Linked DNA regions of Mus musculus: regions 2 and 3 are each linked to region 1. Evidence: chromatin loops called from intact Hi-C (ENCODE). Cell type or tissue: heart. All regions are shown on one strand. Each heading gives the region's core, and the rest is flanking DNA. Links, peaks and the distances in the headings are about the cores only.

What was found. Hi-C counts contacts between places; a loop is a spot of excess contacts. Peaks named below come from ENCODE experiments on the same cell type or tissue, not always from the same donor. Only the 100,000 strongest peaks of a DNase experiment are listed, where the experiment ranks them.
Region 2: a loop joins it to region 1, with 3.0 times the contacts of the local background. A loop is called at or near these places in 6 of 42 quality-filtered maps.
Region 3: it touches region 1 in a loop (6-fold over the local background); 11 of 42 quality-filtered maps call a loop at or near these places.

The regions. Positions count from the first base shown.
Region 1 is chr6:8,254,623-8,262,277 of GRCm38, reverse strand. It overlaps Rpa3 (replication protein A3), which reads left to right and starts at 3,137. Exons shown (of 4, transcript NM_026632.4): 1 at 3,137-3,278; 2 at 4,517-4,591; 3 at 5,475-5,583; 4 at 6,031-6,342. The coding sequence starts at 3,180. The coding sequence ends at 6,113. Umad1 (UMAP1-MVP12 associated (UMA) domain containing 1) reads right to left here and starts at 2,990. Exons shown (of 4, transcript NM_001302354.1): 1 at 2,785-2,990. In heart, for the core only: no CTCF peak of the experiment used is centred there; a DNase peak (open chromatin) is centred at 3,037; H3K4me3 peaks cover 2,344 bases; H3K27ac peaks cover 1,735 bases.
Region 2 is chr6:8,504,723-8,512,377 of GRCm38, reverse strand. It overlaps Glcci1 (glucocorticoid induced transcript 1), which reads right to left and starts at 2,778. Exons shown (of 8, transcript NM_133236.3): 1 at 2,059-2,778. The coding sequence starts at 2,491. A430035B10Rik (RIKEN cDNA A430035B10 gene) reads left to right here and starts at 3,217. Exons shown (of 2, transcript NR_040452.1): 1 at 3,217-3,399; 2 at 3,567-5,319. In heart, for the core only: CTCF peaks have their summits at 2,865 and 3,072; DNase peaks (open chromatin) are centred at 2,077, 2,767 and 3,137; H3K4me3 peaks cover 2,821 bases; H3K27ac peaks cover 2,591 bases.
Region 3 is chr6:8,205,082-8,212,736 of GRCm38, reverse strand. It overlaps Mios (meiosis regulator for oocyte development), which reads right to left and starts at 3,510. Exons shown (of 12, transcript NM_145374.2): 1 at 3,326-3,510; 2 at 1,099-1,157. In heart, for the core only: CTCF peaks have their summits at 3,111, 3,403 and 3,613 (motif pointing left); a DNase peak (open chromatin) is centred at 3,456; H3K4me3 peaks cover 2,056 bases; H3K27ac peaks cover 1,320 bases.

The sequences.
Region 1 (7,655 bases), core at 822-5,821:
TACACATATATATGTGTATGTGTGTGTGTGTATTTATTTCTGGTAAAATGAAAAATCAAATGTCTAGAAAAATTGTATCTTAGCACAGCCTATGTAAAAACACTGGGATATGTTAGTACCATTTTAAAATGCATGGCCAAACCATTAAGAGATAAGGAAATTTTACTGAGTCCAGAAAGAAGGAAAGGCTAAAAATCTATGGGGGAAATATCCAAGTAGTAACAACGAGTATCTTTTTCATGGCCAGTACTGACTTCCGATGGATACTCCCGATGGATCCTGGGTTTTAATTAACTATGTCCCACAGTGAAGAGGCACAAAGCCTGGGGCCAAACATTGTGCAAGCAAGGAAACAAATCTTTTCTTGAGAAACACAGCCTGAAACCAAACCACAGAAATCAACAATAAAAAGTTCCACAAAACATGAATCTATAATTTTAAGTTATCAAACCCTAACCCTAACCCTAACTCTGGAGCAAGCCAGTCAGCCTCCATGGCTTCTGTATCAGCTCTGACTTCTAGAAGCACAGTTTGAGTTTCTGCCTTGGCTTCCCTCAACGGACTATGATTCGGGATATAGAAGCCAAATAAACCTTTTCTACACAAGCTAGGTTTGGCAGAAAAATCAGTAAGACTGGCAGTCACTGTATAGGTCTCGTAGAAGGCTGAAAAGAAAACTCCCATATGACTTAGCCATACCACTCCTGGGCTTACATTTACAGTACTCAGTATTCTTTTATAGAGATGCTCTGAGATCCATGTTCATGGCTGCTCTATTGACAATAGCTCGGAAATGGAATCATCCCGAATGTCCAGCTACCAATGAACAAATATGTATACATATACGTACACATATACACAATACATATACATATACACAATACATATACACAATGGAGTTGTATTCAGCTATACAGAAAAAAATGAGATTATGAATTTTACAAAAAAAATAAAGGGGCTGGAAAATATTATTATAGTGAATGAGGTAACCCAGGCCAAGGAAGACAAACATTGTGTCCTCTCTCACATATGGATCCTAGTTTTAAGGTTTTAGATTTGTGTGCTTACATTTGTGGTATCTTTAGAGGTCAGGAAGCTACAAAAGGCCAAAGATGGCTACAGAGAAATTTCAAGGAGTGTAAGAGATAGTAGAACATGTGAGCTATAAAAGTAGTTCATTGGAGGAGAATACTGGGGGGTGAAAGGCTTAAGTGGAGATGGGAACACGAGGTTGGGCTAACCAAGACTAAGGATGTATAAAGAGGTCTCAGGAAAACCTACTACTTTGTAAGCTAATTGAAAAGTTTAACTGGTTTTAAAAGGAAATTTAAATGGGAATACCCTGCATGGGAAAAGAATGCTTCCCCTAAAGGCATGAGCTACTAAACAAAAATCTCAGGGCTGAAAGGCTGTGATATACCTCCCTAGAGTTCTTGAGAAGGATGACCCAAAGGCACACAAACAACACGATTTTCTACAATGCTCCGAGCTGTCCACCACAACTAGATGGTAAGAACCTATGTCTGGAGACAGGGTACCATTTGCTTGCAGCACACAGATAAAGCAAACTAGACCTGAACTGGGAACTTACTTCTTGCTGGTTACTTTTCACTGAACTAAAAGGGTGCTATGCACCAGGGTAGAAAACGCAGTGCTATATCATGAATGCCTCAATACCGACTTGCCAGCACCCAAAGGAAATGCAGCCCACAACTAAGGAAAAAAATTTTAAACTTGTTTTAATCACAACAGAATTAAGACACACATATTAAATGTCACATGAACACTAAGGAGAGCTAACAATCGTTTAAATAGGGGAGATTGGATTTCACTCTTAAATAGATGGAACCAGATCTTTGTATTTTATTACTTAAGGCAGCAACAGCAGGCTACATTGGAACTGAATTATTGGAACTGAGTTATTAGCCCTGAATTTGAAGGTTAATAAGTCTTTGGCTTTAGAAAAATCCAGACACTGTTCCACATAATTATGAGACGCAATTAAAATTATGTTTTAATTTCTGCAACCTCTTTTGAAGGTATTTTTATGTGCGTTCATTTTGAAATTTCTCAGTACCAATCCCTTGCTGGTGAAATTACTAAAATCAACAGCCACCAGCATCCAGTCATTTTCTGAACCAGAAACACATCCGACAATTTTCTTCAAATCTTGGAATAAACTGTCTTTCAGACAGCCAGCTCTGAGTACTTCGGGGAACTAGATATAGTATTACAACCCAAAATTAGAGTTATCTAGCACCTTACAAAGCAGTCAACCCCTCATTTGCAGAAAGAGAAAATGTGACGCCAGTGGAGGAGCACTAGCTTGGGTCCAACAGCTGGTGAAGCCTGTCATCTCTAGTCCTTCCCGGGGGTCCTCCTCTACCGGAGCCCCAATGCACGCCAGCACCCAGGAGGTGAGGAAATGGACACCTCCACACCGCCAAGGCTAGCAAAAGGTCCAAGGTAAAGAGAGGGGCAGCACCTCTTGCTGCCAGTGGGTAAAGCAGGCAGGTCCGTTACACAACGTCTCCTAGCAACAACCTCCTGAGGGAGGGGTAAAGACTGACGATGGTTCTCTACAGGTAGAACTGGCTCAAAAATAAAAACCCCAAACCCCAGGTTAGGCACGCACCCGCGCCACCCGCGCAAAAGCTGGCAACTGTCAGTGCCCGCACCGCGGCATTCCGGGACCAGGAGCCCGACTCCGCCCACCACCCCGACGGTTCAGCCCTCGGGAGGAGAGAGGCGCGGAGATCCAGACACCTCCCGCAAGAAAGCTACCTGAGACTCCGCCGCAGCCCGCAGCTCGCCACCCACCACGGTCCTTCAGCTTACTTCCGGGGTCAAGTCGACGTTCGGCCGCTCCAGATCCCGGGTCCCAGGCCTCAGCCCCCGCCCCTCTAAGTCCCGCCTCCACTGCCCGCCGGGTTTCGGCCCCAGTGACTTCCGGAACGCCGCGCGTCACTAGGCAGTCTACCAGTACTTCCGGAAGCCTTGAGCCCCTCCGCCAGCCCGGTGCGAGCGAACCAGATGCTCCCGTGGATTTGATTGGTGGGTCTGGAGCGTACGTCTCCTCTGATTGGTGTTCGGGAAATCTGCCCGGGTTGGCGCGGCCGCCCGCTGGGCGTCAATCATTTTCTGCTTTCCTGCGGGTTGCGAGTGTTGGCGGCAGAATCATGGAGGACATAATGCAGCTCCCCAAAGCGCGCGTCAACGCCAGCATGTTACCACAGTATATCGACCGGCCCGTGTGCTTCGTGGGGAAGCTGGAAAAGGTGCATGCGGGTTCGGGCGAGAGGACGGGACCACGGCCACTCGGGAAGGACTGCGGGGTCGGGAGCTGAGGCTGGGAGCAGGTCACCTTTAAGCAGCATTGCCCTCCAGCTTGCTGTAGTTTTCACAAGAAGAGCTTGTGGAAACTGCTAAGCCATTGCAGCAACATTTTGGTGCCGCTTCTTTTATGTCCCCAAAACTGTTTGGAATGACCTTTTAGATCCAAGCGCTCCGCGCCCCCTTTCTTTATTTACCAGGAAGGTATTTACAAACCTGGCTCCTCTGTCTGTTGTTCGAGTTTTTGTTTTAGCCAGACTTAGCTTCTTGCTTCCCTGTCTTTTGCAGCCGTCTCTATTTATGGGCCTAGTTTTTCTACTTTGCAGTCGTCTCCCTATGAAACATTTCTTGATAGCCCCTCCCATATTCTATAGATACCTTGTATCTAGCCCAGTCTTAGATTGCAGCCTCGTCCTTCCTATAGGTAAAAATTAAGCCCAAAGGCCCAGAAATTGAGAGTGCCGAGGGAAAGAAAATCCTCTGTAAGGACTTACCTGCTAGGTCATTTCATTCACACATTTTCTAAGGGAAAAGAATTTCTAACTAAACAGGTAGGCTGACTGAGCTGCTCAAACCTCACATCGAGTGGCAGAGCTCAGTTTCAAGGGAAGTCTTCCTCAGATCTGGCAACCAGTTCTTTTAGATCATCGTTCTTAATTTTAAAAGAAAGTATTCTGAGCCGGGCGGTGGTGGCGCACGCCTTTAATCCCAGCACTCGGGAGGCAGAGGCAGGTGAATTTCTGAGTTCGAGCCCAGCCTGGTCTACAGAGTGAGTTCCAGGACAGCCAGGGCTATACTGAGAAACCCTGTCTCGAAAACAAACAAACAAACAACCCCTCAAAAAGAAGGTATTCTGTGAGATGTACTAAATCAAGAATGTTGGCAGAATTTCATTAGACAGTGAAAGCCTCGTTTAGTTTTAGTGTACCAAGTGTCTTTTGCAAATAAAAGAAACCACACAAAACACTAAGCAAATATTTGTTGTTTATTAGAAATTCAAAATTAACTGGGCTTACAATCATCTGATCAGGTAATAAGATTATAACTTGAACCAAATAAACTGTCCAAAACCCCTATTACTTTATATTCAACCAAATGAAACTTCAGGGAATCTTTTAAATATTCATTTCTGTAGATTCTGTTTTCTAAATCTATGGCTTTTTGTCTTGATTTCCTTTTTTAGATTCATCCCACTGGAAAAATGTTTATTCTTTCAGATGGAGAAGGAAAAAATGGAACCATTGAATTGATGGAGCCAGTATGTTTTAAGTGATATGCTCTCATATTTAATTTTTTGGGGTTTCTTATTATTTCTGATTTGGGGGTGGAAATGTGAAGATTACACTTGTATAACTTTAAAAATCAAATTCATGCTCTCATATTTTGTCTTATTTCCATTTCTAAACTTTAGTGATTCTTAGGGCTCCAACATTTCTGAAAGTGTCCCTTAAGTATTGGTTGGATAACAATTTTTATTCCTTAAAAAAAAAATCCAAAAAATACATGTGAAAAATTTTTTAAACTGCTTCTTCCATAATCACAAGCCTGGCCTTCAAGAGCTGGCCCCAGGTGTGTTCCTCCTGCTTCATACTAAGTGGCATTGCTAGTCAGTTTTATTTTCTATGTTTAATTTTCATATATATATATATATATATATATATATATATATATATATTCATGCATATTTTTATATTTCTAAATTTTTTAAAGTTTTATGTTTAATGTGCTTAAAACATCTTTGATATTTTATGCCGACAAATCCATATACTATTTGGTTACTTGATATAGAACATGTAAGATTTATCCACAGTTCTTCTCGGTGAGTTTTTAAACAAATAAGGAGGTCTGTTTACAGGAACTCTGAACATCCTCGGAGTCTTTTAATGTCTTTGCCTTCAACTTAAACGTACAACTGTATCTTCAGAACGTAAAGAACTACCAAAGGAAACAGGACTCAGGCCAGCATTTTTGACAACTGTATTTCATTGTTGTGTTGGTTAAATGTAAAATTTCTTTTTGCAATGAAAAATTAGTAAACTGTGAATAAATCTGAAAAACAAGGAAACATTATAACAGCTTTCCAAGCTCATTATCACCTGAAAAGGTAAATATACCTAAATGACATTTTGTTCAATGTTTAGCTTGACGAGGAAATCTCTGGGATTGTAGAAGTAGTTGGAAAAGTCACAGCCAAGGCGACCGTGCTCTGTGCATCTTATACCCTGTTTAAGGAAGATACTAATCGCTTTGGTGAGTAAAGCACCGTACTGTTCAGCAGTCTCATGAATAGGAGAAAACTTTTATTTAAGGTTTTTGATCTAAAATCTCAGTTTTGGTATATTTTCAATTTCTATAAAATGAGAATAGACCTTGTAAATTAGTCATTCCTTGTGTGTAAAGAAAACAATAAATACCGCTAGTTATAGAATAAAAAGGACTTAAAATATGATAAAATTAATATTTTAATATATGAGTTGGACACTAGAACAGTATAGTAACACTGAAAGTATGACCCCAGCATAAAACGACTTTAATGGTTTACCATCTCTCCAGTCTTTGCTAGTACCACAGTTAAATAAACATGGGTTGTGAAAGTAAGTCGACTTCTCACAAGGAAAGACATAGAAATACTTCAGGTAACAGTTGATACTGCAGAGTCCACTGTAGATTAAGTGTTTGCTTAAATGTTTCTTTCAGATCTTGAACTTTACAATGAAGCTGTGAAAATTATCAATGAGCTTCCTCAGTTTTTCCCTGTAGGGCTTCCACAACATGAATGAGCTTCTTCAGTTTCTTAAGATTGCCAGGAAGCTACACTGAAGGCTATTAAGGAAGACTCCTGCAGTTTAATGGAGCGACTCCTATAATTTCTAATATTTAATTTGTTCTTTTATATATATATATTTTTTTGTAAATCTATTATGACAGTTTACAACTAAGCCTTTTTATAAACTTTTTTTAAAAGTGATACTTCAATATATAGTCTGAATAATAAAAATCAAAATATGATGCTGTTGGTCAATTGTTTTTATTTTTCAGTCTCAAGCTTGGAGTTTTGTAACTATAAGGTTTGGTCTTATATCTACCAAATAGAAGCCTGGGCCAGCTAGCCATGCTATAGATTTTCTTACCATCTACCATGCTGATTATTCCTTAGTAGCTTATTTAGAAAATGCTTTTGGTGAATGAAAAGAACAGGCGTGTATCCAATTTGTCAATTTCTTCATTTTGGATTCTAAAATGTGTATAGACCACTGCCAAACAGGTGATCGTAGGGTTGGCAGAATCTTTGACTTTTTCTTCGTGCCTTTAAGCTTGCCATTATTCTTAGTATGGAATTCTCATCTAACATTTTTAGGGCCTGAATATTGGAATGTCTTCCCACAGGTCAAACTAATTTGAGAGATTCTGGAGACTTTAGATATGAAAGAAGTATGTCACTGGAGGGTTGCCTTTCAGGGTTCTAGCTGGTCTCTGATCCCTTCCTCACTTTGCTGCTTCTTCACCCCAGTGTTATGAATCTCTCTTTTCTCCCATCCCCTGTCATCTCTAAGGTACTAAGCCCTCTGAAAGCATGAATCAGCTCTCCTTTTAAGTTGTGAATATCAAGTGTTTTGTCACAATGATAAAATAGTTATTTATACACACACACATACAAGTGGAGTCAGAGAAGTAGGGTGATTACTATGAGAAATCTGTGTGGTTCTTAAATCTTAAGAATGGATTCAGGAGAAGAATTTGCAAGGTTTGGAGAACTGAGAAGAGAAGTCCTAGCACATTGTGAGCTAATAATAATGTAATAATTAATAATGTAATGCATAATGGCTGGAACTTGAAAGACCAAAATGCTGATAGGAATAAGGACTGCTCATAAGATTTCAGGTAGATTTGAGACTGTTGGGAATTAGACTGGAAAAACATTCTGTGAAAGGATTTGCCTAGATTTTTGTCTATGTCCCGAGACAAAGTGAGGTTAAATTCAAAATGAAGACATTAATTTGGAAAAAAATTTTTAGACAGATTAAGATTCAGGCTGTGATGTGTTCATTGTACATCTTTTTGCTGGGTTTACAGTAAGAACTAGAGTAAAAAGTAATGTTGAAAACTGTAGTTTGGCCAGAAGGGAATGTTTCAAGTGGGCACAAAGGGTATACGTAGTTGTTCAGAGCTTAGCACCAGGAAAAAGAAAGCAAATTCTTTTCATTGGGATAGTGGGAGAGATACCATTAGGGCATCACAGAATAAGTTTTTGACTCATTGGGAAGGTTTTCCATTAAGAAGGGTGCTCCAAGAAATGTTGCAGGCACAGCTTTAAGGTTTGT
Region 2 (7,655 bases), core at 905-5,904, 250 kb before region 1:
ATGCTTTCAAAAATCACTTCAATGCAAGAAACTGACAAAACACCTAATGCTACACATAGCACAACTACAGCACAGAAAGCTCCTCAATTCCTAGCACAAGCTGTGACCCTGCAAATCTGTCTACTGCACAAACAGACTCAAAACCAAGTGTTTTCATCGTGATTGCATTAAACTCTGGTGTGCCATTCTACAACAAAGAGTAGAATTTAATCCTGATCACAAATTTCATTAAAACTGCTTCATGATGGGGCATGTAATTCCTAAGCAATTAGGGCTTTTGAAGGATGTAGAAAAACAAGTTGTACTATTATCTGTGCTAAGATGTTACTGTTTATCAACAAAAGGAAAGGAGGTGCTAGGTGCCCATTGTATTTTTGCAGCAATTGCCAAAACTTCTCAAACACAGCCCACAAAATCCTCTGCACACAATCTACAATTCCTATTTTTATTTTATTTTCACATTGTTCCTAAAAGAAACCCCCCCAAACTCCCATTAACAAACTGTTAAAGCTAAATCATTCAAAAACGGCTGTGACTGCTGCTGCTTTTCTTTCTGTTACCTCTCATTTAACACAGCTCCAAAAAATGTGCAAGGGAGTTGCATATGGCATTAATCTGTTAGAAAATGGTGGAGTTTTCCATAAAATACACCCAAGGATGTGTGTTCAGTTGTGGTCATTATTAGGGCGATCACGTTGTTTTCATTCATTCATTCAGGATTTGCTGGAGGATGTCAGTTTCTGCAGCAGCTGGCTTGACCTGGGGGAGGAGTGGGGAGCAATTCCCTCCTGGTGCATACAGATTACAGGATGTATTTCTTGGTGCTCCTGCACTTATTCCACCGCACTAACATCCTACCCAGAGGCTTACCATCAAGGGATCTGAAAGCAAGTGCTTTAGCAACATGCTAATTACACATCTAAATTAAAGCTAAAAATACCTAAACTTTGATCTATCATATTGCAATCCCTTTCCCTAACTCTAAACACCTTAAGAACGTCCACCTTAAACAAAAAAACCCCACATACCACACAAACATTGTATGAAGCTTGGTAGTATTTCCCTTCTGAGCAGGCTTTTTTGTTGTTTTCTTTCCCTACTCCGAATGATTCCTTCCACAATGCTGCAGTAGTAGCAGCAGCAGCAGCAACTGTAGCTCTAGGCTGGTATCTAAGAATATTAGGTACTCGACTCTCCCTTATGGCCGGTTACGTCCCTGTTTTGCCTAATTTTCTTTTTCTCCCCCAGGAGTCAACTAGTTCATGCAGTATGTCCCTAGGCATAAACAAAACCAAACCCAAACAGAAAACATTAAGGGGAGTCCACAACATCCTCCCACTCACCATTACCTTTGATACCTAACAAAAAAGAAAGGAGATCTCTCTACACAGCTCAGCTGAACTGCTAAGTATACTTAAAGATGCAAGGAAAAAGTGAACACACTCCACAAACAGGCTTTAAGAAATTCACCACGAAAACCACCATTCCGGCATAAGCCATTTGTAGTGCAGTAGTGATCTAATACATGACTATATAAAGTAGAGGAGAGGATGGATAAACAGCATACACTTTAAACTGCCTCCCCTACACATGCAAAGGATATTCTAACAACCTAACTACCGCCATCAAGTCTCCAAAACACAAACATACTCCAGACAAGAACTTTGTGGGAAAGCACAAAGGCTGCAGAGATTACCACTACCACCTTATGCCCCGCTAGAGAGTTTGTGTGCGTGTTTAAGGGTTTCACACGGCTCCTCCTTGCCCGGCTCCAAACACAGAAAGCTAATAAGCTATTAAACCGAAACACTTTTCTTTTGCAGGCGAGGGATGCAAGATAAAATCTGAGTGGCGGTGTGAGGGTCGGATAAAAGTTGATTTCCAGGTCGCTCCTCCAAGCCCTGCAGCGACCTCAGGGTGGGGGGTGAGATTCCCAAAGCCACTTTCACACCTTCGGTAATGCACTAGCAAACAGAAGCCCGGAGAGGCTGAAGTTTTCCACGCAGGGCACCGTCGGGGAGACGCAGCCCGGGAGGACGGGAGGGTTGGGCTCGCTACCTCTGCACACGGGCGAGCCGGGACTCCGTCTCTCAGGTGAGCTGCTCCTCCGCCGGCTCTCGGGGGACCGTCTCGGGCGGCCCTTGGCGCGAGGCGCCTGCTCGGCTGGGGCAGCGGCCGGCGGTGGAGTCGGGCTGGACGGGCTGGGGCCGCGGGCCCCTCCGGGCCCGGAGAGACTGCCGAGCGCGGCGGCGGCGGTGGCGGCGGCGGCGGCCGGGCGCGTGGGGCTGTGCTGGCTGCCCCGCAGGAGCTGGTAGGGCACCGTGGCGCGGATGGGCTGCAGCAGCCGACCGGCTCCCGCAGCCGGTGCGCAGCTCCCGGCCGGCCCCGTCCCGCTCCCGGCAGCGGCGGGCGGGGAGCCCGCGGTGCTGCGCCGCATCCTCTGCGGCGCGGAGTGAGGGGTCTGAGAGGAACTGGAGGACGCAGTGGACATGGTGGCTCCGCGGGCGGGCGGGCGGGCGGGCGCGCGAGCGAGCGTGTGGGAGCCGGCGCCGCGGTGCGTGCGATGTGTACGGGGGAGGGGCGGGGAGGGGCGGAGCCGCGGGGCTCCCCTTCCGACGCGCACCCCGCCGCCGAGGGGGAGGGGACGCCGCGACGGCCAACGTCCAACGGCTCAACCGCCCCGCGGCGCTCTGCGGGGCGCTCACGGCAGAGCCCGCGTCGAGCCCATGGCCGCCGCCGCCGCCGCCCCGGGCATCGCGCTGACAGGGCACTCGCCCGCTTCCCGCGGCTGCTCAGCCCTCGCGGGGGGTCGCCCGCGCGACACGACTCGGCGACCACGGGCAGCGCCGGGACTTTAGCCTCGGAGGAGAGAAAGGGGCCTCGAGGCGCCTCGCGCTGCGCGTAACCCGCGCCACCGCAAACGCCGCCGCCGCTGCCGCCGCCACCTCGACCCGCTTCTCACTCGGAATGGCAACTAATCCTGTGTCGGCGCCCCGCCTCCGGCCCCGCCTCTGGGCGTTCCGGACCCGGCTCCTGCGGCTGCGAGCGCTGTGATTGGCAGCGCCACCCTACTCCGGGATGCCAAGGAATGGTTGTATTGTCGGAGTGAGAGGAGACTCGGCCAATTACAGTACCACGTTTCCGCTCTGGGGGCGGAGCATGGAAGTGGATGAGAGAGGCGGGCCTCGCGCGGAGGGAGGGACTTAAGAGTTGACAGGCTTTGAGGTGAGGGTCAGGTTAGAAAAGTGGGTCCATACGTGCCCTGCGCGGACTCCGACGCCCAAAGACACGCGCGCGCTGCGATAAGCAAGTTACAAGGATTCCACCCTCCAGTGCTCTCTACAACCTGGGGCTGAGGACGCTGAAGCCAAACTAATTTTGCAAATACACCTGCATCCGGTGAGATGTTTTAGTTAAAGCTGAGTGAAGGATCCTTAACCCTTTTAATCTTAGAAATGTCTTTAAGTGTCCTAGTCGCCTTGTGAATCAAAACAACTTCAGGATTAGTGTATGGATGCTACATTGAACAAAATGCACCTGCCATTACAACCTGTTTGTCGTTACAGGGTAGGGTGGAGAACATCACATTCTGAATTGTACACGTCAACAAGAAAATTTACAGCATCGCATCATCAGATTTATTAATGGAGAGCACCTAGTTTACTACCCCGGAGCTGATGGTCTCTTGGGAGAAAGACCAGGCATAATGTAACAATTCATTGTGGTCATTTCCTCTGTGTGATGGCACTGGGGGTTATTCTTCTGCAAGGAAAATGAGAAGTACGAAGATTTTAGATGGGCATAAGAAAGTATATAAAACCCTAATCAGGAATAGTTAAAGCTCTACATCAGATACCTCCTATTAATTCACATGAGATAAACAAAAACATAAGATTTTACAAAATAAAGAAGTGGCGTGTCAGATTGGCGTCTGCCTGGTGTCTGCCCACACTGGCAAGCTTCCTGATTCCAGGCACTAAATGATCAGTTTCACTCAGAGGAGCCACCTTTCTCTGCTTCCCTGTGTGGTCAGACAGAAATTAAATGAAATTAAATGAAAATTTTTAAAAAAATAAGAAAAAATAAGAAGCACAGTAAATTGTTGTTTAGAAAAAATATTGATGATGCCTAATCAAAATACAAAAAATAGCATCTAGTACTATATCCTACTATATTAGTCATAGTTCTATGCTTTATCACATATAAAAATAATAGCTAATGTTTACTAAACATTCACCACGTGCTAGCCACTGTTCTAAGGACATTATTATGTGTTAACTCATTCGTTCTTCACATAATCCACAAGGTATGTGCTGTTATTATCCTCCCTGCTTTATCTGGGGCACAAAGACACTAATTGTCTTGTCTGAGATCACTCAGCTAAGTGGAAGCTGAGGCCAGAGGGACCCAGGCAGGCGTCTGAAGAAGCCCTGTGCCCTTAGTACCTCCAAGCAGAAGATGCGTGTTCTGATTAAGAGACTTTATGGTAGCTCACAGATGTCCAAACGAGCTTTTAGACATGACTAGCAGCTCCCTTTTCTTACTTTCTAGAACAAATTATACTTTAATTATCTATAGAACAAAATAACTTTAAAATTTGACATAATTTGTCTATTGTATTAATTTTTTCATCTAAAGATTAATGGTTTCACTAAGTATAACCTTTTGTGAATAGAAACAATAAATGGCTTCTTTTGGTGGGTTTTTTTTTTTTGGAATAGCAAGAATAAGATTACAACAATGTTATACTAAAATGTATAAAGGTTTTAAACTACTGATAAATGTCTAACGTTGGTAATTTGATCACAGCACAGCTTCATTATAGAAATGTCATCTTGGGTCACCTCTGGACCAACCTCAACACATTAGATGATCATGATTCTAAAGTCATAGTGAGCCACCGTTGGCAATGGTCAGTAGCAGTTCGTTTGGATCAAAAACAATAGAGCTGGCCATAATTTTAGGTTTCTTGTTCATTCAGATCTGATGTAATAAGTTTAAGTTGTATCTAAAATCTAAATGAGAGAATTTGCATGAGTTTTTAAGTGCCAATTTTTTAATGCATCTCATGCTAGAAATTGAACCCAAAGTCTTGAATAGGTTGCTCAAAATGCTGTGCCATTGAATTACCCACAGATACTATCTGATCTTACAATATTACTTTTACTTTCTGGTAACTCATCATGAGTTTTTTGAAATTCCAATCATTTTCTCTTTATTCAAGAAAATATGGTTCCCTCTAAAAACTTTATTCTCATGATGGTCATACCTAAGAATTTAAATGAGCTACAATAAATGCAGCATCTGCCTTCAAATGCCTGTTAGTTAAATGTGTGATAATTTGTTCTTACTGCAGATGGTAACAAAAGCCAAGAGAATATAGAAGCATTGGAAAAAGTAAATATTATTACAGACTTATTTCTAGCTAAACACTATACATCAGATACAATAAACCCTGTAGCCACAGTATGGGTTGCTGGGTTTGAAGTCCACTGTTATACTACTGTAGCATAGACAGGCCCTGTGCAATTTCCCTGTTCATTGAGTGTGAGTGTAATGACCTCTGAACTTGTTACATAAGGCCTAATGTTAGTTATAAACCCATTACTACACTGCTCTGTCCTGAGGGAGTGAAAGCACAAGTTGATAACTTTAGAAACACCTTTGTTGGCTCAGTGGGTAAAAAAGAAAGCACTTGGTCAAATCTGACCACATGAGTGTGATTCCCCAGAACTCAGTATAGAAAGATAGGGGCAGTTTGCCCAAGAAATTGAACCCAGAGCCTTCCATAGGCTGCTCAAAGTGCTGTGCCATTAAGTTACCCCCAGATACTATCTAATCTTACAATATTATTTTCACTTTCTGGTAACTCATCAGGAGTTACCAGAAATTTCTTCTGATCTACTCAAGTGTGCAAGCACACACACACACACACACACACAGACAGACAGACAGACACACAAACATGCACAACACTCCATCCAAACTAAATGCATGTAATTAAAATTATAATAATGAACACCTCTTTTCTCAGGCCTCATATTTTGGATATTTATGGAACAACAATTTGCAAATCCCAGAACCATCCATAGACTAACCTAGAACAGGAGAAAGGAGACGTTTCCAACTACATGCAATTAACAATAAGCTGCCCCTCATAGAGAGAGAACAGAATGAAAAAATTGTGAGGCCTTGTAGAACTACCAGTTCCATCTGCTTGGTTCTTCTACCCATGCTTTTAAGACTTAATGCCTTCCAGTTTGAATATGATTTGTCCCCTAAAAGTCATGCTGAGGTTTATCCCCAATGTGAGATATTAAGAATGGGGAAACTCAGAGCTGCGGAGGTGGCCTAGCTGTTAAAAGCACTTGCTCCTTTTCTAGAGGACCTAGAGTCAAATCTCAGTATCCACGTGATGTTTCACAACTACCTGTAACCATCACCTGTAATTAGGTCCTGGCATGTCATCTCCAAGCTTATTACCCTAGTCTGCTAACCTAGGCCTGCCCCTGGAAACTTCTCGTTTCCATATAATCTAATCTAGGCCTACAATGTTTTCAGCTTCTGGGACCTGCTGCTGAATAAGCTAGCCCCTTTCTAGTTCTTTCTGAACTTCTGCTGTTTTGGCTCAAATCTCCTCTCCACACTAACAGATTCAAGCTGCCCCATCCATGTTTGTCTGTCTGTCTGTCTGTCTGTCTGTATCTCTCTGTCTCTGTCCCCCTGCAAGCATGGGTGCTTTCTTCTACAAACCAACTTTACCTTCATTGTTTGGGATTAAAGGTGTGTAGGAGGGACATGTCATTATTCTGGCCAGAGGGATTAAAGGTGTGTTAATAACTGAGCCACCATAACACAATCTCAGGGTCCACAGTGTGATCAAACATCCTGCAACAGTCACCCTATTCTGGCCTCTACGGGCACCAGCACACACGCGCTGCAGAGATTTACATGCAGATAAAACATCTATATTAATAAAATAAACAGTTTAGTGGTGTTTTCTTTGTTGTTGTTGTTTGGCTGGTTGGTTTTGGTTTCTGTTTTGAAAGCACATGGAAACGTGAACTAGTGAGATAACTCCACAATGAGGGAGCTTGGCCATCAAGCCTGAAAGCTAAAGTTCCATCCTAGGAACCCACACGGAGAAAAGAGAGCCAACTCCCAGAGGCTGTCTACTGGCCTCCTTGTGCGCACCGTGACACACACAGTAGGTGTACACACATGCACACAAATAAGAATGTAGAAGTGTAGAAATTGAAACTGACTGTTTGCTTCAGAGGTAAGCACATTTTAGGGTGGAGCCCCCGTGATTCAATCTGGTGATCTTATAAGCCTTATAAGAAGAGGAAGAGAGACTAGACATACATACACAAAGGCTTCCTGTCTCTTGCTCTGTGATGCTCTACATCACTGCCAGAGTTGCCAGGGATACTGCTAACAAAAAGACTATCAGCAAGAGACACCACCACCACCACCACCACCACCACTGCCAACATTGATTCTACAGGTCCCAAACAATGAGCCAGCTGAGCCAATGTACCAAATACTCTGCCTCGGGTACTGTGTTTCGGTAATGGGAAGCAGACTAAAGCAGCACTGCAGACTAGCTCCAATCTGAGTAGCATCCAGGCTGTCCAGATTAACAATGAGGTCAT
Region 3 (7,655 bases), core at 905-5,904, 50 kb after region 1:
TTTTTTTAAGATAACCCACCCAGTTCAATTTGTATACTTTATGTTTTTGAGCCAAAGCTCCTTACTGAATTTGGAGCTCACTAATTTGCTGGCAATACTAGTTGGCCAGCAAATCCAAGGAATCCTCGTGTCTTTGCCTCTCCAGTGCTGAAATCTTGGGCGCACATTATCATGCCCAGTTTTTCACATAGATTCTGAGGATCCAAAAACTTATGGCTTCATGGGGGTGTAGCAAGCGCTATACTATGTCATTTCTTCATACCAGAATAATCATTGTATAACACAAGCAACCAGTTAACACAAGTAATTTACAGATCTATAAATACCTTCAGCCCCTACCTGTTGCTCTGACTGCCTGGGATACCAGTATTGGTATCTTACTTGCAGTATTTTAGCTACACTGATTGTTTTCTTCAGTTCTTGGAATTCACTCCTTTCCCCAGCCATCTCTCATCTTTGCAAATGTTCTCTTGTCTAGAAATACACTCTCATCAAATAGTATTCTCTCTCTTTAAACCTCATAGCTAAGTCTCTTGTACTAGATTAGGCCTTCTAATACAAAAGATGAAATATCTTTTGTTTCCACTATAGTTCTAATACATAACATAGAACTACCCAGTTAGTCGATGGTTAATGTCTGCCTAGTGCAGGCCTGTGCTCAGGGGTCCATGGACACTTCTCACAACTGTTAGTTCAAGGTTTTATGCTTTCTTCATGCTTCCACTTTTTCCTACTCCTGAAGAATCAACGTGTCTTTTTTGCAACAGAACCTAACTCTAAGAACAAAGCTATCACTGTTATAGTTGGTTCTAGAAATGGAAGATCCAAAGTAAGCATCCTAAAAATGGGTTGCTTTAATACATTGTATTGTTTATTCTGTAGCTGTTTATTTAGCACACTGTATGCACGTTGTTCTCAATTATGGGAATACAGTGATAGCTAGGGGCAGATAAGAACCCTGTTCTAACAAAGCTGCATTCTAATGAACAGACACATACAATAGCGAAAGTTTGAAAACTGAAAAAATGAGGGAGAAGAAAATCATATCCATAGCAAAGAAAACTAGATAGCACCTAGAGTAAGGGATAGTGCCCATACCTAGATTCTCACAAATAGAGGGAGCTTCTGAAACATGTCTTGAGATTCTTGCTATGTCCCTGAAAAAACAGAAAAGAAAAACTCAATACTTATATAAACACACGTTAGCCTAGGATTCCATTCTACAATCTTACTCCTAATACAAATTATATATGGTAAAACAAAACAAAGCCATGTAGAAAAATCCAATTCAAAAGAGTTACTGTAAGCTAGTTGTGGTGAAGTCCACCTTGGTCCTGGCATTTGGGAGGTGGAAGTGGATCCAAGAATCAGAGTTGACCTCAGACACAGGAAATCCAGTCTCAAAAACAAAGAACAATAAGGCTACAGTATGCGATGGTTACTTTTAATCACCAACTTATCCACTGGGCATGGTGGTGCACACCTTTAATCCCAGCACTTGGGAGGCAGAGGCAGGCGAATTTTTGAGTTCCAGGCCAGCCTGGTCTACAGAGTAAGTTCCAGGACAGCCAGGGCTACACAGAGAAACCCTGTCTAAATAAATAAATAAATAAATATCACAATCCAGAAGCACCTGACAAGAGGACCTCAAGGAGGGAGCGTGTAGATCAGGTTGGCATGTGGCCCACCTTGATTATATTAAGTAGAGGAAGATCAACCTATTGTGGGTGGTACAATTCCAGTAGGCAAGGGGATCCTGAGTTGTCTGAGAGTGGAGAAAGCTGGCTGAACAGGAAGCATGTACATACAGCTTTACTGATTCCAGCTCCTAACTGCAGAAGTAATGTGACTAAACAGAAGAACAGATGATTTGGTTTTGTGCCTATCTGTCAACTTCCATCTTCGACCAGTGCTAAAGAAAGGAGCAGGGCCCAGTGCAAAATGAAAATGTCAAGGAGTGACATAGCAGCTTCTAACTGCTAGTCATTCTAAATGCTCGGCTGGCGCTCCTGCATAGAGTTGCACATTACAAAGATGGCCCTAGAAAACCAGTATGTCTATAACCATCCTGTTAAGAAATCTAACACTCTATACAAATGGGTCCTTGCTTATTAACATACATAATATAAATACGGAGGACAGCAAAAAACAAAACAAGCAAACAACAACAAAAACCAGTAAGGGCTCAGAAAGTCTTTCATGCACTTATTAGTTTAGACGATTACAAGTCCCTTATGACTTGGGTAACATCTAAGTAATTTCCACCACACAAAGTTCTAACACCAACTCATCACAGTTGAGTTCTCTGCTTCATACAGATGTTGTTGTCCCTATTTAGTTCTTTCAACCAGTCCTGGAAGTGAATGCTTTCAGATGCTGGAGACAACTGCCAAATCCATGGAGGGGCTAAGAGATGGCAATAATTTAGGTCCTCACCTTCAAATTTAGTCAGTGTTCATTTCCCTTCAATGGTTCCCCACAAGTCACCACCAGAACATGGGTAACACTATCCAAAAGAAATTTAGTGAACCACCACTTATAATTCTCTAGCGGGCACATTTCAGAAGTAGCAAACGAAATTTAGAATATCTTTTAATTTAACCTATCAAATAAGAAATAATTTAAAATATACAACACTGTAAAAAATACGAAAGTTTTTATATTTTTATTAAATCTTGGGAATCCAGTCTATACACTTACAAAGCATCTTAACCCCACGTGGCAACTGGGCACACATTCAAAACACTGTCATAACGCAAAACATACAATTATATGGTCTGTCGTCTTTCTTTCCGCGCTAAGTAAACGATAGCAGTTTCAGGAAATTTGGAGTACTACCATCTCCACAAGACATTGCGCATCTATATTTTCGTTAAACTATAGTTATTCAAAAAAGCCAACAAGAGCAGTCGTTTGCTGAGCCATTCCTCTCAAGGAATTTGCATTATTCGTGTCGGTAGGGAACAGAGCTCACGGGGGTGACAGGCCCTTTAACAAGGATTTGATTGGGTACAACTGGAACTCATCGTGTTGTTATTCCGGGTAAACCAGGAATCTGATCGTGACTCCCACGGTCCAGACACCTGGCTGAGCCGCTGGGCGGCGGGGGACGCGGCTCCGCACTCCCGGCGCGGCCGCACGGAGGACGGTCGCCACGCGGCCGCGGGACGCCCCAAGGCTCCACACGAGGCCCGCCAGCAGCCCGGTGCCGTGACCATCGCACTGATCGAGCGGAACGCCACCCGCCGGCGAGGCTCTGAGGAAGCGGCCGCGGCTGCCACCCCGGGCCTCACGCAGACACCCGCTCCGGGCCGCACTCACTGACCTGAGGAGGTGGCCTGTCGCCACACAGACGTTTCCGGCCTGTACGCCGCCCCTCCCGCCGCGGGAGACGGGCGCGGGCAAGATGGCCGCCGAAGCACGGGCGGTGACCCGGGCCACCCGCTGGGCCCCCGACCAAACCACCCTGCCGCCTCCGAAGCAGACCTCCTCGCCGCGAGCCCCGCCTTCCCCTCGCCCGGCACCGCCCCGGGGCGGGGCCGCCGCGCGGAGACCCCGCCTTCCTCCCGAGCGCTCCGCGCTTGAGTTGAGCCCCTTCCGTCGCCCTCTTGTGGGCAGGGCCACAACCTAGAGTCCCCGCCTCCCTCTCGAGCGCTCCGCCCAGTGTGGGCCCTGCCCCGGGACCCCTCTCCAGCAAGCCAGCCATTCTTTAACCCTGCTCTCATGGAATTTGATTATTTCTCTGAAGCCAGCTACCATGGTCGTGGTGGTACACACATTTTAGCATATGTGAGACATTTTAATTTCCACTGAACAGAGAGGATGGGCGATTTCGTAAAAACTTAAGGATTTGGGGCTCATAATTCGATTTCAGTTATTCCAAAAAGAGGTCATGAATGCCTTGTTGAGTCACACCGTGTTGGGATATAGGAATGAGAAAAAAAAAAAAAAAAAAAAAAAAGACCCTTGTAGGAAACAGGACAAAAGAGTGATGGCTTTTTTAAGCTACCTGGGAGAGCACCTCCCTCAGGTTGGGTGGGGCATCAGAAGAACTTCCTTGAGGATCACTAGACTAAGAAAGACAAACATGGATTGGTCACAGAAAAGTTAAAGACGGAAACAACTGGAAGAGAAAGGCCTTCTAGAACTGAATACTGTGTCAGGAAACAGGATACAGCAATGGGAAAGCAAGTCTCTCATTTACCTGTGAGTTTGCTTATGAAGTCTCAGTAACCACTGACCAGTCAAAGCCTGAAAATATTAGGTGAACGATTCGAATTAAAGAACACCTAAATTTGAATTTTAGAATGTTATGAAATCTTTCTGAGTCCTGTTCAGTCCGATCCTGAACATCATTCAACTACCCATAGTCACAGTGTACCCAAGCTGCAATCTGGGCCATCAGATCTGTCTGTCAGTGCTCACCTTCAAGTGACCCTTACCAAGTAGCAGCATACTACAATACATCACAATACATCAATCACTCCATTTTGTCTTAACATGTAGGTATTGACAAATCATGCTTATAAGCATGAGAGAGAGAGAGAGAGAGAGAGAGAGAGAGAGAGAGAGAGAGAGAGAGAGATTCACATATGATTTATTATAGTGCTGTTGGCCCTCCAGATCCTCTAGCTCTGCCTGTGCAGGTTCAACCACCACAGATCAAAATGTTTTTAAAATTGGGTATGGTAGTGTTCGTCTATAATATCAACACTCCCGAGGTTGAAGCAGAAGGATCAAAGAATTAAAAGATAGACTCAACAATATACTGAGTTTGAGCTAGGCTAGCTACATGAAAATAACTTTCTCTTATGTCTGTCTGTCTTTCCATACATATGTGTGTGTGTATATATATATATATATATATATATATATATATATATCAATCAAACTTGTACATTTTCCTTGTCATGTTTTACTATAAAATGTAGTATAGGAATTCTTTACATATCATTTATAGTGTGTAACTATTATAAGTAATGTAGAAATAGGTACAGAGAATGTATGTAGGTTATATGCAAATAACACCAACTAAGATAAAACATTTGAGCATACATGGATCTTAGTATCATTGCAGAGTATAAAGGGTCCACCATTTTTTATAACTATTATATTATATAATTGTTGCCATTACTGTACCTAATTTATAAATTAGAGTTTATAATAGATATATATGCATAGGAAAAATATAAGATATCTGAGTTTGACACTAACCGCACTCTGAGATGTATACCGATGGACTTAATATGCATCAAGATTAAGGAAGAAACTAATATATGAATAAACCAGAGGTGAGGAGAGATTGAGAAGTCCTATCAGAAATTCATTGAAAATTAGCTTACTGTCTTTGCATAGGCTTTTTCATAAAGGAAATTGTGGAGTCACTGATAATTTTAACTAGGACAGTGATATAACCAGTTTTTCCATGGAGAGTTGGAATTGTAGAATAGCCAAGTAAAAGATGATGAAGACTCAAATTGCCAGTGGTATGGAAACAAGTGGTTCGCCGAGGGGTTAATTCAGAAATCGAGATGAACAAAGCTTAGCGGTTGCCCCTGTGAATGCTGGAGACTCTAGGTTGTGGTGATGCTGCACTAGGAGTTTCAGCTCAGACATCCATACTCCCTTCAGGTGGCTTACAGTCCATGCTTGCGTCTGTGTGCTAGGGTACTCTAGCACTGCTGCTAGTGACTGATCATTTGGGTAAAAGGATGAGTTTGAGAAACATACTATATTTTTGATTCCTGCCATGTAAAGAACATTAAGTACAATGAAGGGGGTGTATCATAAGATTCATTACTGCAACATGAACCTGCAGGTGGGTTCAACCTAGGACATATCCCTACATAAGACCAACCTCATTTTTTTTAATGGCTTTATCAACACCTGCCATATATAGTTGAGGAAAACTCCACCAATGGATGACTTTACTTCTTACTTAAAAAAAACAAAACAAAACAAAACAAAACTACTAGGTAGGGATTCTGTATTAGTCAGGGCTCTCTAGAGTCACAGAACTTAGGAAATTATATTATATTATTGAGATAACTTACAGTCTGCAGTCCAACTAACCCAACAATAAACAGCTGTGAATGAGAAGTCTAAGAATATAGTAGTTGCTCAGTTCCAAGAGACTAGTTGTTTCAGCTGGTCTTCTATATAAGCTGTAATCCTGAAGAAGCTCCAACAGATGTCCTGGAAAATAAGTGCAAGAAGGAGAAAGAGAAGAAAAGCCTTCCTTCTTCCAATCTCCTTATGAAGGCCTCCGGCAGAATTTATGGTCCAGATTAAAGGTGTATACCACCATGCCTGGATTTAGAATTTGCTTTGTCCCATGCTGGCCTTGAACCCAGATCTGCTTGCCACCATCTTGAGGGATTAAAGGTGTGTACTACCTTGCCTGGACCTAAGGTTTTCAGGGCTACTATGCCTCAAGATTTGGATCAAAAGCCTGTGTCTTCCAGCCTCCAAATCTGGGTTGCAGGTGTGTCCACCATTTCTGAATTGTAGTTCATTCCAGATATAGTCAAATTGAAAACTGGAAATAGCCATCACAGATCCTTAAAGCCCCTCCTTGCTTCTTGCCCCACCACCCTTTCTTCAGTCATTATCACACTTCCAGCTGACGTATGGAAGGAGTACATACTTCTGTTCTTGTGAGACCTGCAAATATCAGGTTTTTCTTTGCATGGGTATCTTCAACTCTCTATTTTTGCTGCATCCAACCTTTACATACACAAATCACTCTGTTTTCCCCAAAAGACGGGATCATACTTGCTCTCTCGAATCCCACTTTCCTGTGTCTTCCTAATATTTACTCCACTTCATCTTTCATGCCTACCATGCTATTTGCCAAAGTCAACATTGATATTCACTCTGCCGGTTTCAAAGACCAAGGCTTCCCCCTTGCAGGTCACACACACTTGACTGATTGTCCCTCTTGAAATACTTTCTCCACTTGGCTCAACACCATTATTCTCATTTTGTTTAGTTTTGGTCCCTGTAAGTTGGCCAATTTGCTGACAGGACAAATTGTTGCTTCTGTGCTCTACAACAGTGTCTTCTTGAAAGTTGTAAAGTTTTTTAACTACAATAATGCATGAATTATACTCTCCTTAATCCAAGCCTTACTTATCAAAGACTGCATAAGAATTCATGTATGCAGTCATGCCTTATTTACCTACAATTATCCTCCATTAAGTTTTCCAGTTCAAAGTGTTCACTTTTCATTATCTTTTCCTTTCCTCCCCTTCCTGCCTGTCTTAGGGTTTCCATAGCTGTGAGAGACACCATGATCAAGGCAATTCTTATAAAGGACAACATTTAATTGGAGCTGGCTTAAAAGTTTAGAGGTTCAGTCCATTATCATCAAATCTGGAAGGATGGCAGTATGCAGGCAGACATGATGCTGAAGGAGCTGAGAGTTGTACATCTTGTTCCAAACGCAAACTGGAGATTGGCTTCCAGATAGCTAAGAGAAGAGTCTCAAAACCCACCTGGATAGTGACACACTCCCTCGCACAAGGCCACACCTCCAAATAAACAGGTGCCACTCCCTGTGCCAAGCTTACCCAAACCACCACACTTCCTCATATTTCTTTCTTCCTTTCCTTTTTTTTTTTTTAATCTTTTAAATTCTTTGTTTTGTTCGTTTA